Regions from separate parts of the Homo sapiens genome. Here region 1 is linked to region 2. Evidence: read pairs that join two places in POLR2A ChIA-PET (ENCODE). Cell type or tissue: PC-3. All regions are shown on one strand.

The links. ChIA-PET counts read pairs that join two places held together with the same protein. Peaks named below come from ENCODE experiments on the same cell type or tissue, not always from the same donor. Only the 100,000 strongest peaks of a DNase experiment are listed, where the experiment ranks them.
Region 1: POLR2A ChIA-PET joins it to region 2 with 7 read pairs; 2 of 35 experiments call an interaction of 5 or more read pairs at or near these places.

Annotation. Positions count from the first base shown.
Region 1 is chr10:86,797,640-86,800,139 of GRCh38, forward strand. The region is part of intron 1 of BMPR1A (bone morphogenetic protein receptor type 1A); the gene reads left to right. Among named protein-coding and RNA genes, the nearest start is that of BMPR1A, 42 kb to the left of the region's middle. In PC-3, no CTCF peak of the experiment used is centred here; no DNase peak of the experiment used is centred here.
Region 2 is chr10:86,965,719-86,968,218 of GRCh38, forward strand. ADIRF-AS1 (ADIRF antisense RNA 1) reads right to left here. Exons shown (of 2, transcript NR_170185.1): 2 at 1-610. Among named protein-coding and RNA genes, the nearest start is that of ADIRF, 1.5 kb to the right of the region's middle. RefSeq lists enhancers at 1-50, 121-440, 697-1,450, 1,291-1,470, 1,451-2,203. In PC-3, CTCF peaks have their summits at 1,027 (motif pointing left) and 1,227; a DNase peak (open chromatin) is centred at 1,043; H3K4me3 peaks cover 595 bases; H3K27ac peaks cover 255 bases.

The sequences.
Region 1 (2,500 bases), 170 kb before region 2:
TACAGGCGTGAGCCACCGTGCCCGGCCAGAATTTGAACTTTAATTCTTCAAATTGTATAGCATTTTCAGGTACCATCGAGGGCTTTTCTTCTGTACTTCTGTGTGTTCAAATATGGACCTTGTTCCAAAAAGGTCCAAAAAGGTTGAGTTGTGGTTCCCTGTAATGTCAAGAAATCTGTTAATGCATGAGACCCGGAAGATGTTTGAAAGTGACTAGTGAGAATTGGGTTGGTTGCTGTAGGATATTGTCATTTAAATTATTAAGTGAATATATTTATATATTTAAAAATTAGATGTAGGTAAGCCTCAGAAATGGGAAAATGGAGATAAATCTTAGGAGAGATTTTTGAATCTTTTACTTAAGACTGTGTTCAAAACTTTGTCTATTTGCTATTTATTATTTTGATATATTAATTGCTAGTGAGATTAAGACATTTTTGACACATCCTCTTCATTTAAGGTCATGGATGTTTTGTATCATTCTTATATAAGCATATTTGTAAGACTTTTAGAGGTATTCCTTTTTTAGTCCTATTTTTTTTTACTAGGGAATTATGACTCATTTTGGCACTTAGCTTTTGTAGCTTACTACCGTATGACATTTTATATCTTTGCAAAAACCAAGTAATTAGACCATTCATCACAATTTCCATACTTAAAAAACTAATACTAAGTTTTTACATGTTATCAATAAAAGTAGCATTTTAACAATTATCCTTTCCACATTATTTGATAAATGCTATTGGTTTTGTCTGTTATTTTTATAAATATATAATTTGCTTTAATTACTTAAATGTTCCTTGAGCCTTAGAACTTAAATCCTGATGAGGGTTTTACTTTTTAAAATACTGAAGTTTATTATTTATGCATGTTTTACAGAAAAATGAGTGGCTTTTAAAAGATCAAAATTAAAGGCTTAAACATGGAATCTCTAGGACATATAAAATATGAGTAGAACTGTGTATTTATAAGATGTTAATGTAAGACTTCAGGCCTTGTAATATCTTAAAGGAACCACTTCACTGTAAGGGAGCAGTTTGTCTTTCTACCTTTCCAATTGTATTGAGATTTTGCCCAGTATGTCTTTTTACTTAAACACCTTGGTGAAAGCTATCCAGCATCCTGTTTTAAATCTCCTTTGTTGCACTTACCATAATTACTTTCAGATCTGTTTCCATTCTCAGAAACTGAAACTGTAAGCTCATGTGAGTGGGGAATCCGACTTGTTTTATTGCATGTGAGCTGAGCACTGTGCCTTGTGTCAGTAGTCAGTGGTGTTCCTTTAGTCCTTGTTATGTTAATAAAAAAGCTTTGGTTTTTGCAAGACTTTGTTTTTAGAGATTCTGGAAAGGAACATATTAACCAAAAAGAAGAGCTGACTTCAATTTTACTTGTCTTGAAAATAACTGACTACTAAAGGGATGTCAGGGAACATTAGTGAAAATGGAGAACTTAAGGAGTTAAAGTTTTAGCTGTTTTTTTCAAAGGATATTGTCCTTCAAAATCTTTACCTTGCATTTTTGTTACTGTGATTTAAGATGGTTGTAATTATCATTGATTGATGATACCTATCAAAAGGCAACCCTAACCAACCATTTCTGCTGGATTCTGAATGCCGAGAAAGAAAAACTGAGAAATTTGTGAACTATTACAAGTCGTCTGTAAAATGAGATAATAATATCAACTTCACAAGGTAATTTAGGCTTTCGTGAAAACTAGAGTGTGAAAATGCTTAGTAATGTGCTGGGCACACTGCAGGTGCTCTACAAATAACTACTGATAACTACTTTTTTTCATGAGTAATTGTACATTTTCTTTCTTCCTTCCTTTCTTCCTTCCTTCCTTCCTTCCTTCCTTCCTTCCTTCCTTTCTTTTCTTTTCTTTTCTTTTCTTTCTTTTCTTTCTTTCTTTTTTTGTTTTCTTTTGTTTTGAGACAAGATCTTGCTCTGTTGCCCAAGCTGGAGTGAAGTGGTGTGATCTTGGATCACTGCAACCTCTGCCTCTTGGGCTCAAGTGATCCTCCCTCCTTATCCTCCTGAGTAGCTGGGACAACAGGCGCACATCGTCACACCCAGCTAATTTTTGTATTTTTGTAGAGATGGGGCTTCACTTGGTGTTGAATTCCTGGGCTCAAGCGATCCACCCACTTCGACCTCCCAGCGTGCTGTGATTACAAGAGTAATTGTAAATTTAAAATGAATTTCTTTCCCATCCCAAACCAGTATCAAAATGCAAATATAGTAAATTACTTTTTAAAAGAGAGATGTTTAATGGCAGTTGTTGGTAGTCTTTTGAGTCTTTAAGTGGGTATATTATAGAAAAACAACATATCTCTGCTTGGAGGGAAGATTTAACTAAAAACAAGAAAAAGAATAGTAGATGAACCATGATTCTTTAACATACAGGTTGCAAACTAGTGACCTGTCAGTTGGATTTGGCCTGTAGGCATGTTTTTGGCTTATAATGTAATTTTTTAAAAATTAGTGGCCAACAATTAAAA
Region 2 (2,500 bases):
GTCAGCTCATGAAAGCAGAATAGAAATGGAATACACATTCATTAGCATGCAAGGGGAAATCAGAGTGACTGCCCCACCACGAAATGGGGTACAGATGAGCAATGGGGAAGTGTGGGTAATTTCAGGGGGCTAGTAAATGATTTTCAGGGGAATTCAGTGGGCTTGAAGAACATACAGTGGCCTGGGACAAAGTCTGTTGGGCTCACAGAGCAGACAACGGTTTGCAAAATCTGTCCAGGTATGTGAGCAGGCTTCAGTCTTTCTTCCTGTGACAGCAGTTCAGTCAGAGAAAACTCCGGGAAGGGACCAGTGGTCATTGTTTTCTTCTTTGGTGGGTCCAGACTTAAGGCAGATGAGGAACTTCAGAGAACAACTTCACTGTATGCTTTGGAAGAGACAAAGGGTTGGGGGGCCTGTGGGAGTCTGGTCGGAGAGACCTTAAGGCTTCTTCAGTTCAGAATGTCACACCACTATATTTCGGGGTATTGGTTTCTGAGCCCCAACAATGAGTAACTGAAACTGCAGAAAGCGAAATCACAAATTAGCTGGGGGTGGTGGCTCATGCCTGTAATCTCAGCTACTCAGGAAGCTGAGGCAGAACTGCTTGAACCTGGAAGGCAGAGGTTGCAGTGAGCCAAGATCCCGCCATTGCACTCCAGCCTGGGCAACAAGAGCAAAACTCTGTCTCCAAAAACAAAAAAAGGGAAAAAAAAAAGTGACACCACAGCAAACTGGGGCGGGGGTGGGGGAAACGGTAATGCGGTAATGCGCTCCCTCCTTCTGCCTCTCCTTGTCTGAGAAGCCCTGGTGCCCTGCACGCTCTCACAAGGTCCACTGCTGAGTCCTGGGCACCCTTCAGCCAATTTAATCTTCACACACACACTTTGGGGAGACGCTGTGATGTGATGGGGATGTTGAGGCTCAGAGAAGTGAGGGGCTTGCTCTAAGAATATCTGAACCCAAGAGGTTTGACTGTAGTGCCTGCCGCTAGGGCCACGTGGAGCTCTCTCTACCACCATCTGCTGGGGGCTGGCTGTCTCTTCCCACAGAGGCTGCTCCCTTCCTGTCCAGCTCACAGCTCATTGCCCATGGGGCCTGGAGCCCAGTGGCACCACCAGCCTGTGATAAACTGGAACACTCGAAGGCCTGCCTGGCTATTGGGCACTACCGGTGGGATTTCAGGAGGGCTGGCAGGGCTGTGGCCAGCCAGGCAGGGCATGGCTGAGATGGGCTCCCCAGAGTCCCCAAGGCATCCATATGGCCGCTCCCAGGGCAAGGCCTCGCTCTGGGAGAGGAGGGGCGGGGGGCTGGGAGGACTGTTGCTGCCGCTTTGTTTTGCCTGAGACCTGCTCCCTCCCCCTTCCTCCACCTAATCTCATCACCTGCCTCTTCCCTTTGCCCAGGGTTGACCTCATCTCCATTAATCCATACCGTGTGTGTGTGTGTGTGTGTGTGTGTGTGTGTGTGTGTGTGTGTGTGTGTACAGGTGCACTTCCAAACAACTCCCTCTAGGGGCTGACCCCGCAGCACTAGAAGCAGGGTATGTGCCAGCAGACCAAGCCTGTGTGGCAGGGGCTTCCCAGCGCTCCAGAATAGGGGAGACACCAGCAGAGGTGCAAGAAACAGCCCCGGACAGGAAGCGGTAGAGAGACCCAGAAAGGCAGGGTGGGTGTGCACTGGCCTCCAGGTCCTGAAGGCCTACTCTGGAGTGGGAGTATACCCAGCTGGGTGGGGCCTGACCTACACCCCTTGTGTGCCAGGGGAATGTATCTTGCAAGCTGTTTTGCTGCACCCAAGGATGATCTTCTCCACTCAGGCCCAGGTCCCTAAGTCCCCTCCTAACAGCCACAAGTCATACTCTCTAGCGCCTTGCCTGCCCCATCTCAGGAAAGGTGACCTGAGAGGCCCAAGCTTATTCCTGCCCTCCCTGAGCCATGCTTCCTGCCCAACTTCCTAAGGCTTCGGTGACAGACGGCAATCTCCTTGCCTGGGCTGCACAGGCACACTGCCCTCTCCCCCTTGGGGTTGCATGGTCTGCAAGTGCACACACCTGTATCTCGCCCTCTCAGGGGAAAGATTTACCAGGCCCTCTCCGGCTGCATCCACTGGGTCTCTGGCTACAGGCAGAGAGCCAGTCAGCAGTGCCCCTGCAGCTGTTTGGGGCTGGGGGCTCCGATGATGCCAGAGCCCTAGGGTTTACAGGCACCTAGGCAGATTCGAGGATCCAAGTCCCTGCCACATGCGTTTGGGTGAGACCGACCTCACTGCCTCAGTTTCCTCCTATACACTGATGCTATCAACAAAAATACCCACTTCAGGAGGTGGTTGTAAAGATTATACAAGAGACTGCAGAGCGTTAGGCAGCACCTGGCACAAGACAAATGCTCAGTAAAAGACCACTGCTGTCATTAAGGTCAACACCAGCCCTGAGCTCCTGCCCTGGAGCTGACCCAGCGCTCACGCCCAGGATCAGAAAGGGAGGGCTGGGGCTGATGAGCTG